Regions from separate parts of the Homo sapiens genome. Here region 2 is linked to region 1. The links are chromatin contacts, found by Hi-C in ENCODE. All regions are on one chromosome and are shown on one strand. The core of a region is the stretch at or near the end of the contact, and the rest is flanking DNA. Distances in the headings are between cores, read along the strand shown. Region 1 holds the start of DSEL-AS1 (DSEL antisense RNA 1). Region 2 overlaps CD226 (CD226 molecule).

Evidence for each region. A loop is a pair of places that touch in the nucleus more often than their neighbours do. Pooled maps may share reads with other maps.
Region 2: a loop to region 1 is called in a pooled map, with 11 times the contacts of the local background. The contact joins the enhancer-like site here to the promoter of DSEL-AS1 in region 1. A Hi-C loop is called at or near these places in 3 of 50 pooled maps.

The regions. Positions count from the first base shown.
Region 1 is chr18:67,514,388-67,520,281 of GRCh38, reverse strand. DSEL-AS1 (DSEL antisense RNA 1) reads right to left here and starts at 3,736. Exons shown (of 5, transcript NR_033921.1): 1 at 3,533-3,736. DSEL (dermatan sulfate epimerase like) reads left to right here and starts at 3,562. Exons shown (of 2, transcript NM_032160.3): 1 at 3,562-3,921; 2 at 4,790-5,894. The coding sequence starts at 5,674.
Region 2 is chr18:69,931,855-69,937,748 of GRCh38, reverse strand. The region is part of intron 2 of CD226 (CD226 molecule); the gene reads left to right. Among named protein-coding and RNA genes, the nearest start is that of CD226, 13 kb to the left of the region's middle. RefSeq lists enhancers at 1,772-1,991, 1,378-2,577. Within about 2 kb of position 2,713, at least 8 of the 41 ENCODE cell types and tissues checked have a DNase peak (open chromatin) inside an H3K27ac peak, as active enhancers do.

The DNA.
Region 1 (5,894 bases), core at 2,487-4,986:
CTGGGGCAGACACTAGTTCTAATACTGCTAGTGGATCAATATAATATACATCTGGCCCTGGTAAGTGGTTCGAGAAATCTGCATCTGAGCTTTCACGGCCAAAGCTGTAGCAAAGGTGGATTATGCTATGAGAAGAATAACAAAGCCGTCTCCATATTCAAATGGCTATGCTGCTTGAAAGCCCAGGTATTGGAGACCTGTGCATAGGAGTTGCTGAATGCACAGCAACTAGTTCTTGAATGTCTTGGCCCCATTTATTTAAAAACCACCAGAATAACAGATCATGGACAAATGTGATTTTAGATCAGGGACTTTATGTAGTGTCTAGGCTTGTTTTATGGCTTGTACTTTATCGTTCTCAGGCTCAGAGCTTGAATTTGCCTATCTTAACATATACAATTAATGCAGAAATCCTCTTGAAAATGTTGTATGACTTTCCAGTCTCATGTTTCACTTGAATTAAGTCACCTCAAGGCATAGCTCCAATTATGGGTTGTGTGGTAAGAGGCTTCTCAGCACAGTCAGGAGAAAGAGTGTGTGACTCTGCTTAGAATGTAGTAACCCACTTTAGACCTTTATGACTTTTTCTCTTCTGTCATAAAATGGGGGCGATAATTCATGTTAAACATTCACCAAACATTTTTCAAAAAGTGCCAGGCTCTGGGATAGATGTTGAGAAATAAAATTTTAAAAGAAAAATAAAAGAGAGAGAGAGGAAGGAAGAAAGGAAGGAAAGGAGCGCGAGAAAGGCTTCTGTTCTGGAGAATCTACTCTAGAAAGCATTGTTTCTGTTGTAAGATAGGTGGTTGTGGGTAGGTTGAAAGATAGGCAAATAAAGAAAACAGATTTTCATAAGTACTTTGAAATCACGGAGTAAAATCTCATGTAGATTTAAGATCCTTTTATATAGAGAGAAATCCCCAGAGCAATAGACTGCACTGTTCTTCACTTACATTAAAATAAGATACTGCTCCAGGATTCTGAATTTAGCAGCTGTTGGTACATGTGTCTCTTGCCACACTCATAAAGGTTTTTAATGTACAATAACATAGCATATAGCTCATCCCTTCTATGGTCGGATGCATTATTTATAATTAACTAACTTTGTACCATCTTCATGTGTGGAAGGAGCAATAATTGGAGCTATCCATTTTTAGTTCACAGAAAACAAGACTCTCTTCATTTTTGACAGTGCCATTTACCTACCACCCTTTCTGCCAATGATTTGAATTGTTCAGTTGTGGCTCTTGTTTTATTTTAATGCATTCACATTTTACCACTATGCAAAGATGTCTGTTCAAAATGAATTAGTCTGAAAGCCCATCTGAGAATGCTGGGAGGCTAGCTGCATCCCCACTGCTTCAGCACAGATGCATGGGGCAGAGCTGAAAGGCCACAATGTCGGTACCTGAATTCATTCTTCTCTAAAGTGAAAATGATCATACTGATATTTCAAAATCTGAAAACAACATTGGAAGAATATTTGCCTGGCAGATGTTCGCGCATTAATTCTCTCTGACTCACCTTGCCCTCGCATCATGAGACACTTTGAATCCATAGAAATAACCCTGCCCCACACTTTGTTCTGAGAAATGTTCTGTACATCTAGTAGCTGTGTTTACTAACCCTAAATTCTAGGCTCCCCTCTGCAAACAGATAGGAATCTCTGGAGTCAGCTCCCCGTTTCCCCCAACTCTACTCTCTCATAAATGTGGTTGGAGGCCATGGGTCCTCTTCCTCTATCAGGGGCCATGTAGAGGCACAATCCAGATTTTACAGGAAGTTGTGTCAGAAGAGGATCCTTGTTTGGGAATAAACCTCAGTGGAGGAGACGAGGCTCTGTATCAGCCCAATTGTTCGAGGTTCAACTCATTTCAAAAGCAGATATAGTACTTACAAAGGGGACTTGAGTGCTACTCATGACTTGAAGGAGTTTTGAATAGGGTACAGGAGTCAACCAGTTGAAATAGAAAGCAGAAAATAAACAACCTAAACGGCCGAATATAGGTACAAATGATATAGTTCTGGAGTAATACATTCTGGCTAGGGAAACTTAGGAGTTATTTACAGAAGAATGTAAGCATCTGAGTTGAGACCTGGATGATCAGATAATTTCAACAGTCAGAAGAATTTTAACTAGTAAGTGGGGTGGTTGGGTAAAGGACACTGTGAGGGAAAGAATGGAATAAGCATAGTTACTGAAGCACCCAAGCAAAAGCAAGTGTGGCTATTTGGACTGGGCTAGGGGTTACTACGGGGCCAAAACAGAAGAGTGATGAGGAGTTAGAGGCCACATTTCACCTCAAAGTTAAATGATTTGAAATTTATTCTGCTAGCAGTCGTCTACTGTTTGATTTTCAGCAGCAAATGATCTAAGCAAGACATTTATTTTTAAAATGTTAAAATATATCTTATTAAATATTACCAAAATAGTATGGGAAATGAAGAGACTGAATGTGTTACTAATCCCCAACTGAGAATGGAATTGTTCATTTGTGAAGCTTGATATTTCCCTGTATTTTTATTACTACTAAGCTATTATTTTTTACATTTGAGGTCAGAGCTTGGGTTGGTTTATGCCAAAGTGTCATCTCAGCTATCTGTGAGAAGCTCCATGTGTGGAGTGCAACAGGAGTCCCAGCCTGCTCTAGGATTTCCACGACCTGGCACTGCACTCACATGTCGTAGTAGCCGGGGCACACTGCCTTCTCCTGTCTGCATGTAGGTCTTTACCGAATACCAGGTCCCATTTTTAAATAAGAGGCTCCTTCTACTTGTTTGTCCCATGCTTCCCCTATTTATACTGCCTGAGAAATTGTTTTCCATCAGTAAAGCTGATTAGTCTTTTCTGTTTTCCCTTGATCTTTGTTAGCATCTGGGCTACAGAAGTTGTCCTCCTATATTAATCTGGGTATTTCGGTTTTGCTTTTCCAAAGGACAGCAAGCTCAGCCAGGCTGCCTCTCAGTTCCAAGGGAGTGCTCATTCCCTCCTTCCCCAGCCCTTGCTCTTTCCAAAAGGATGATTTCTGTCGTCCCAGGGCTTATCCCCTCCCACTCCAGCTCCTCCCATCATTTGAGTCAATCCCACAGCCCCCACTATGGCTCTATTATATAGTTGTCGTCTTCCCATAACCAAAAGGTTTTAACGCCAGCCTGGCAGCGTCTTTAGACTCTCGCACTCCCAAACTGTCCCCTCCTCCAGCTCGACTCCTCCGGGAGCGCGCGGCCACCGCTGCAAGCCCAGAACACAAACGCCTAGAGCTTCCTCCGCTTAGAAACCCGGGGCGCTTGGCCCCGCCTCACCTGCTTTCGGCCCCGCCCCGCCCGCCGCCGGCCTGCTCACGGCTCCTCCCGTCCTCCCCGAAGCCCCGCCTCTGACCCCGCCCTGTCCTGTCTCCGTCCCGCCCCACGCCCGCCAGCCAGCGTCGCTGTCTCTCGCCTTCCCTGAGGCCCCGCCTTCAGCCCCGCCTTCAACCCCGCCCCGTCCTGCCTCCGCCCCGCCCCCGCTTGCCGGCCCGCGTCGCCGTCTCACCCTCCCCGGGCTGCGCGGCCGGAGCTGGCACAGAGGATCCTCGGCCGCGGCGACATCACCGCCTGGGCACGCGGGCGCTGCTCTGGATACGGCGCCACCGAGAGAACCCGCCGCCCGCGGGTCTCTGTCCTGCGGTCCGTGGTTGCCCCCACAAGCGTCCGGCGTTTCCTGAGGGCGGGCGTGTCCGGGCCGTGCGGGTCGCGGGGACCGAGCGCGGCTGAGGAGACCGAGCTGGGGCAGCGCCTGCCGTAGCGCGGGAGACGACGCGGGGGTCTTGCGGAGCCCCGCGGGAGCCTGGCCCGCCGTGCAGAGCAGTTTTCTGGAACTCTCCACCTCCGTCTCCCTTGGGGCCCAGTGCGGCGCCGAGCCCCCGTCGGGATCTGCCTGAGGTAAGCGGACTTGGTGGCTCAGGGGTCTCTCGCCATCCTGCCTCACTCAGCCCCAGAGCGGGGAGCGGAGAATGGGGGCGGCAGGGTCGGAGGACGCCAGTGAAAAAATGCAACAGGCGGGGCGGATCAGGAAACTCCTAGCCTGAATGTTTCCTACAGAGGGGAGACTTGTCCAAGACTGAAACTTGCTTAGGTTCTTCCAGCCGCGGACGGGCACGGAGAGGCGTCTTTCGACACCGGGGTCCGAGCTCCCTCTGGCGGCTCCACCTGAGGACAGGGACTCGGCCACAGGTGAGCGCCGAGCGCGGAGCTCCCGCCCCTCGGCTTGGCGCCTGGTCACGATTCGCGGTTACCCCGCCGAGAAAAGTGACTGGTCCGAGTAGTTCTCATTAGGAAGATACCTTCTGATCCCATGAACTCTAAACCTTCCCCCGGAATTAAAAAAAAAAAAAAAAAAAAAGATCTTTTCAACTTTCAGTTTTTTGTCCCTCGGTCCTTGGGAACAAGAAATAACAAGGATAGCAGGACTCATCTTTGTGTAAACTGCATTTGAATACAAACATTTTTTAAGTGACTGAAGCCACGTTAGTGGCGTTAAACTATAGATATTGTCGGGAGAGTTCTATCTTGTATATTTTGTATTGTTAGTTGCTTGTCTTCTGCTGACGGTCACTGGTTTCCAAATAAGTGCGTGTAAATGGATAAGAAAAAAATCACTTGCCCTAGCTTAGGTTGCAGATAATATGAGATTTTACTGTGATTCTAAAATTTCTATTAAGTGATTGCAGAATGTTTAAGTCATCAGTTTATATTCATTCTCAGCATACCTGAAGCCTCAGAGAATTTTTATTTTGTCCCCCATCCCCAGAAAAGTGTCATGAAAAAAGAGCAGAAGAGAGACCTCACTGTTGCTGAAAGGGGAATTTTCTTTCCCCGTTGGCGGTTACTTCATGATCGGACGAGAAGTATCTAGGTGACTGAAGATATTCCATTTTTATGTTTGTACACATGAAGCTGATAAAAGAAGATGTGAACATGATTTCTCTTTGTCATAATAGGCTGATGAGTAAGTAAGCCTGAAAAATATTTGAAATGAAGGCAAGAATTTTGAATTTTTAAAAACCAACTAAGACTTTGATCACTTGTTGAGGATGTTTCTCTCTCATAAATGAAAGAAAAACGTATTCACAAGACAAGAAGTATAAAAAGTTGAGAGGAATGACAACTGAGTCCACTCACTCGAAGAATGTCAGTACTTCATCATCTTCTTTGGGCAAACATACACAAATGCATCATACATGTGTGGTGAGCTTATCACCAGTGATGGTTTTCTGTGCTAGAAATGACTCTTAATTTGAATTTTGGAGTGCTTTTTCTCTTTTTTTACAATGTGTGTTCCAACTCTTTGTGTTAAATAGATTTAAGTAAAGGAGGTAAATGCTAAATTCATAGTGTTTTTTACCTGTATCACTTCCCTGTGTATTATGGAAAAATTAGAGATTTTAACGTTATTCAAAGTTTTACTGGAAGCAAAACTGTGCCAGGGACAGAGATATACAATTTAAGTTTTCTCTTTTTGGCAACTGCACTTGCTTAAAATGTACTGAATGTCAGCTGGATTTCACAGCATATCAGATTTACAGTCTTTGTCTTATCAAGGCCTTTACTGTATGTTTTATACTAACCAGATGGGAAACACATTGAGCATCATATCTGACATGTATGCCTAAGGGAGGAGCTCCCCCATGGATCATGGCGTTAATGTTTACAGGACATTTACTATTCTTAGCATTATTGATGTTTGCTTTCTCTACTTTTGAGGAATCTGTGAGCAATTATTCCGAATGGGCAGTTTTCACAGATGATATAGATCAGTTTAAAACACAGAAAGTGCAAGATTTCAGACCCAACCAAAAGCTGAAGAAAAGTATGCTTCATCCAAGTTTATATTTTGATGCTGGAGAAATCCAAGC
Region 2 (5,894 bases), core at 1,464-3,963, 2.4 Mb before region 1:
TTTGATTTAAAGCTGGGGAGAGGGAAGTGTCTCAAATCTGGCTTTTATAAATGGGTGTGCTGATTTGCAGGAGCTGAACCCACTTATCCATTAATTCACTCATCAAGTCTTTCCTGAGAATCTACAATGTACAATGTAATGTTCAGTGGTTTGGAAGATAGAAAGACATAGATCTTAGCTCTAAATAGGATGTAGAATATTGGGAGAGAGAAAAGTTTATATCACAAATTATTATTTGAGGCAAAAAAATAAGTCGCATTGTAGTCTAGAGGATATAATTTTATTTTACCTAGGAAATTCAGGGCAGAGTCCCTGAAAAAGTGGAATTTGAACTGCCAACCCAGAAAATTTGGATGTTGAGATTAATAGGCACTATTCCAGGAGAATTGCTTTAGAAAATTATCTAGAAAATAGACAGCTATTTTCTAGATAGTAGGCTCCAGTGTAACCTACTTTGGAAGATAATTTTCATTGTTCAAAAGGACCCCAACAACAAAACACCAAAAACCTCTAAAATTGAACCAACACATAGAATTGATCAACAAATTAAAGCAATTTATTCCGGTTTACAATTCATGGCTTGGTTGACATGTTGAATTGCTGCTTCAAAAGGCAAGGGAAGCCAGATGCACTATGCAATTGTATTTTACAACCTATCTTACGGTATTTGCACACTTTCATTTCGGCTTTTGTTTTGCCTATCCCAAATTCAGAAGGAAGGAAGAAAACATACGAAAATGACACTATCATATCTATTAATGACAGGTGAAAGTGATGGAGGAGGAGATTTGGTCTGAAAGGCTATTGCCTGTCAAAGGAAATTTCAAACAAGGTTAAGAAGGCCACAGAGAAAGAGTCTTTCTTATTCTCCTGTTATAAGGGTCACCAATTCCTGCTAGCTTCCTTAGTCCTTGTGTAGACCTTTTTCAGTTTTGTCTATCATATGTATCTCTATCACTTTTAATTTTCTTAAGTCAGATGGAGAAATAAGAAAAAAAGTCATTCCAAGTCAACTGATTAGAGAATGAAGCCATAAGCTCTCTCTTCAGGCCCATTCTGGTGAGATTAGAAATAAGTCATAAAGGTTTTATATATCCATGTGTGTGTGTATGCATGCACACACACAAGACTAAAAAATGTTACATTTTAGCAGTTTTTCATTTAAAGAAAAAAATACTAAATGGTACCTATAAGGAATCCACAAGGGATGAAGCAGAAACATTTTAAAGGCTTAAAAATCTCACTCCGTAATGAAATAAAATAGTATATAAAGAAGGCAGACGATAAAAAACATTTTAAGACTCACAGAAAGCAAGGTTATGGTCACTGCACTTCTCAAGGGTGAAGTAAATGGGAAACTGAAAGTGGATGGTTACCAGAACGTGTGCCAAGGTTGTTTTTATCCACGTGCTTTCCCTGTGCTAAGCCCAGGAAGGAACAGGCACAAGAACACATGTCACTGTGGGAATCAACCCTCAGGCTTTCAGGCAAAGCTCTGTAATCAAAAATCAAAAAAAAAGAGAAAGTTTAAAAACTCTCTAAAGCCAGATAATACTAAATTTATATACACAATTGAATTCAATAATCGAATGGCTGATACAGTGGAATTCACGTACAGGCACGGGTACAGGCTTGGATTTTTGGGGATTGAGATTGTCCGTCTGTCTCGATGCCTGGGTTTCTCTCTACCTCCTTCACCTCCTTTATGCCCCGTGAGACACCCCAGTCTTTGACACTTCTGAGCTGTAGCAAAATCCAGAGGAAACTTTTACTTTGGGCTTGTTGTCAAATGCAGTCAGGCGAGCCAGAGCAGGGAGTGGAATTGGCTGCCATCTTTGTGTGCAGCCATTTTGTTTATTTATACTACCTATGTAAACTTGAAACTGTACCCTTCTTATTGTAGGTATTTATATTTTCAAGATGATTGTAGAGTAGGGGTATGCTTGGCTGAATTGATAGAGAATGGGCTACAGCTGAAGCTTCGGACACTGATTCTCCTGTGACCTCAGAACATTCTGTGAGTATAGCTGGAAACTACACAGTTCTTGGTTTTTCCTCCTTCAACTCTCAGTGATCAAGACAACTCACACCTTTACCACAACAGCTGTTTACCCAGCACTGAAGGCGGCTGCCAACCACAACATGAGGAATACATTTCCTCTTCAGAATGGGTGTTGGTGGTGTGTGGGTGCCAATGCAGCGTGGGGACTGTGGCCTCACACATGAGTAAGAGCTGGTGTCCTATAGCCTTCAATGCCTGTCAAATAACTGTGGAACATGTTCAGCCCACACACGTTGAGACTCCTCCTCAGACCATCTCGGCTTCTGTGATCTTTTAAAAAATTCCTCACTTCAAAGGTTGAGAGCTGCAGATAGTGGGCATTGTTCTCCAGCACTTGCTCTGGGAAACTTCCTTATAGGATTAGTGAGTAGGTGTGAGTGACCTTCAAAAAGGCCTTATAGGAATTTACCTCTTAACAGATCACATTATTAACTGAAAGTAACATTATAAATTGCATTTTGTAAAATAAAAAATGTGAGATTTGAGATATTCAAAAGCAAACAAAAAGAAAATAAGTAACTGAAGAAAGTCCAAAAGCTCTTAGCTGGTAAAGCTCTCAGTTTTTACTGATGCTTGGAGCTCCTCTGTGGCTTTATCTTTGAGTTAATGCTGTCCTGTGATGGTTTAGGTAGCGTCGATAAAAAGATCTGGTTTCTAAGTTATGGTTTTTGTTGCTGGTTTTTGTTTTTGTTTGGTTTTATAGGGAGAGGAGGTTGCAGGCAGAATGGCTTTTTCTTTCCGTGGAGAAAATGGTAGGAGACTATTTCTGAAGACATTTAAGATTTTGAAACTGTTAAGAATTTCAAGACCATCAAGTCAATCCTTCAGGGATCAGTGTGAAATTATTCCCTCAGGCAACATCTCTTCTACTTACTCCTGAGCAGTTTTAATTAAATAACTCAGTTGATGGGGCTTCTGGCACTTCCCTTGAGAGATTATTCACAATCCAATAACTCTTAATGTGAGAAAATTTTTCCTGACTTCAGCTATTTAACCAACTTACACTTTAAAAAAATCTTCTTTGTAATCTGCCTCGAGAGAAAGAGCCATGTTTCATAGAATACTGATATAAGAAGACTTCCAAGGATGGAGGTGTAAAACACAATATTCATACTTACTAGTGTTGTAAATAGCTATGTGCATCATATCTGCACACAGTGGTGACCGTGGCCAAACAGAATAAAATCTGGGCATTAATTCTGGGAGCATTTAGCTGCACCATTTAATGAGCAGAATCCTAAGAAACTTAACATTCTCATTTTAGCAGACAGGCTCTTAAGAACATACTTGTTCCAATTCTTGGCCAGCTACATAAAATTCTATATGCTACCAACACCGATATTTCCAGAATTGCTTAGTGAAGGGGTGTGCGTGCGTGTGTGTGTGTGTGTGTGTGTGTGTGTGTGTATCCTCTGTGTGGACAGGATCATTTCCTTCATGATATATAAAGAACCCGAGACTATAGCAAATTTTAAGTCATTTACCTAATTCATTTCACTAATAGGATACATTTATTTCTCTTTGCAAACTGGAAGCTCTAGTTGAATGTATACCTTTTTCATGTGAGAAACAGCCAAAGAATTCAGTTGTTGTATTGGTAATGTTAGTATATGTCTCCAAAAGAGATCCTTTGTAAAGTCCCATTAACTCCTGACATCAGATTTCTCAAAATACCTCTTTATTATCTTTTAAGAAACATAGTTGCTCATTTAAGTGAAATAAAGAATACTTAACATAGGGCTTGTAACTTCTTCCTTTTATTCTCTTTAAATCCTATAAATGTTTCTGGAAAGAGCAAACATTTAATAAGATGAAAATATTTTCAACTACTCACATTGTGTTTCTTTGTGCTGACACAGTGTTTGAATTTTCATTCTTAACATGGTCTGATTATTCTGTTTTCAGTGAAAATAGCAGAATTGAACTAAAGGGAAAATGGCTAAACCTTGTTGTTGCTCAAATGACACAGAGGTAATTGAATCTGCTTTATTGGATGAAGGATGATAACAGTAATTAAAAAATCCCTGTAAATCTTACCTAAATCTGTTGAATAGATATTATTGTTTGCTGTGAGGAAAAGAAAGAATGTATGCCTATACGCCATGTAAAACGTTTGGGCCAAGTGACTGTAATGCAAGGTGGAATTTGGAAAGTAGCTTAAAGCAAGGTTTGGGGAGTTGGAGGTGACAGAGGTTACTTCTGGTTTGGGGAAACCATGGCCTGGAAATATAGGTGTAATTTGGATGAATGGAGACAAGGGCTGGCAGGAAGAGGGAGGAAGTTCAAACAGGAAAGTGCATCACAAGAAACATCGCATACCAGGGAGATGCTCTTTGTGTTTGAGGCACATGAAAAACAAATTTGGCCAGAGGCTTAGGGGAAGGTCGGAGGGTGGAAGGTCCAGATTTTGGACTTCATTTGGTTGTTAGTAAAGTTTTCAAATAGTGAAAGTCTCATGTTGGCCATGATTGGGAGCCATGACCCTACCAACAGCACGGAGGATGATGTAGAGGTAGGAAGGCAGAAAGATAGGAGGCACAAAAGCAGGCAGATAGGAGACACGAAAACAGGCAAGAAAGTGGGAGGCCTGTGGCCCTGCAGTGAGGGAGGACACTGCCCCCACGGTGCAGCCCACCAGAGCAGTCTTTCCAAATTACACACCAGGAAAGCTCCCCTGCTGCAAGTTTCTCCTTCCCATTTCCCCGCTCTTTAATTCTATAAATGTTTATTGAATGTCTGTCATATGCTGGGCCTGTGTGAGGTTGGAGGCATACAGGAGAAATGTCCCAGTCCCTCATCTCAAGCTCAAGGCTCTGTGTGACTTGATGCTTACATTGTTTGTGTGCAGAGGACGGGAATTGGTGGAGCTAGGAGTGGGTCGTGACAGTGTATGTGTGTGCATGTGGGAAGGAGGGTTGTGGAGTGAGGGAAGGGGTCATTCAAGGAACTTCAGAGATCAGAAGACACGAGAGCTTACTCATGAGGGAAGATGAGAACGGACTGAAGCGTGGTCATGCTGTTAGCTGGATGGCATTCCTGCTGGAGGGAAATCATGCTAATGGCGCAAAAGCAAAATGAGGCTGGTGTGCTTGGGAATTGCAGGATGGATCATAAAGCCTGAGTAAAAGCTAATTTAAGTGGGTAGTGGTGCCAGGTGGTGAACTTGGAGGGGTGGATAGTGGTGATAAAGAAATTTGATGTGTGATCAGCAGGAGCTCCAGATTTTTGCTTAGAAGAGGGGGCATTCAGAACACTTGATTTGGAACTGCATGTTCACAGCAAACCCACATGCTTACTTAGATGCATTTTCTTTGCAGTGGGCTGGGAGTAGGAGCTTTACTTCCCTCTAGTTACATTGTCGTGTCATGTCACAAATGTACACTATTCTAAGATATTTTGACTTTAGATTTTAGGCAAGGGATTTCGATTAGTCTGCAGTTAGAAAGAGCACTCAGACAGGGTTTAGAAGAGAGATTGGAAGTAAGAGAGAATAGAGGAAAGACAAGTCAGGAGAATTGTGTCCCCAAGTTTATTTGGTGAAGTTGCAACTCCTGATATCTCAGAAGGTGACTATTTGGAAATGAGGCTTTTAAAGAGGTAATTAAGTTAAAATGAGGTTATTAGGGTGGGATCTAATCCAATATGACTGGTTTCCAAATAAGAAGAGGAGATTAGGACACAGAGGGTCATCTGGAAACCAAGGAGAGAGGCCTCAAAAGGAATCAACCCTGCTGGCACCTGAATTTTGGGTTTCTAGCCTGCAGAATTGCGATAAAATAAGTTTCTGTTGTTTAAGCCATCCAGTCTGTGGTACTTTATTATGGCAGCCCTA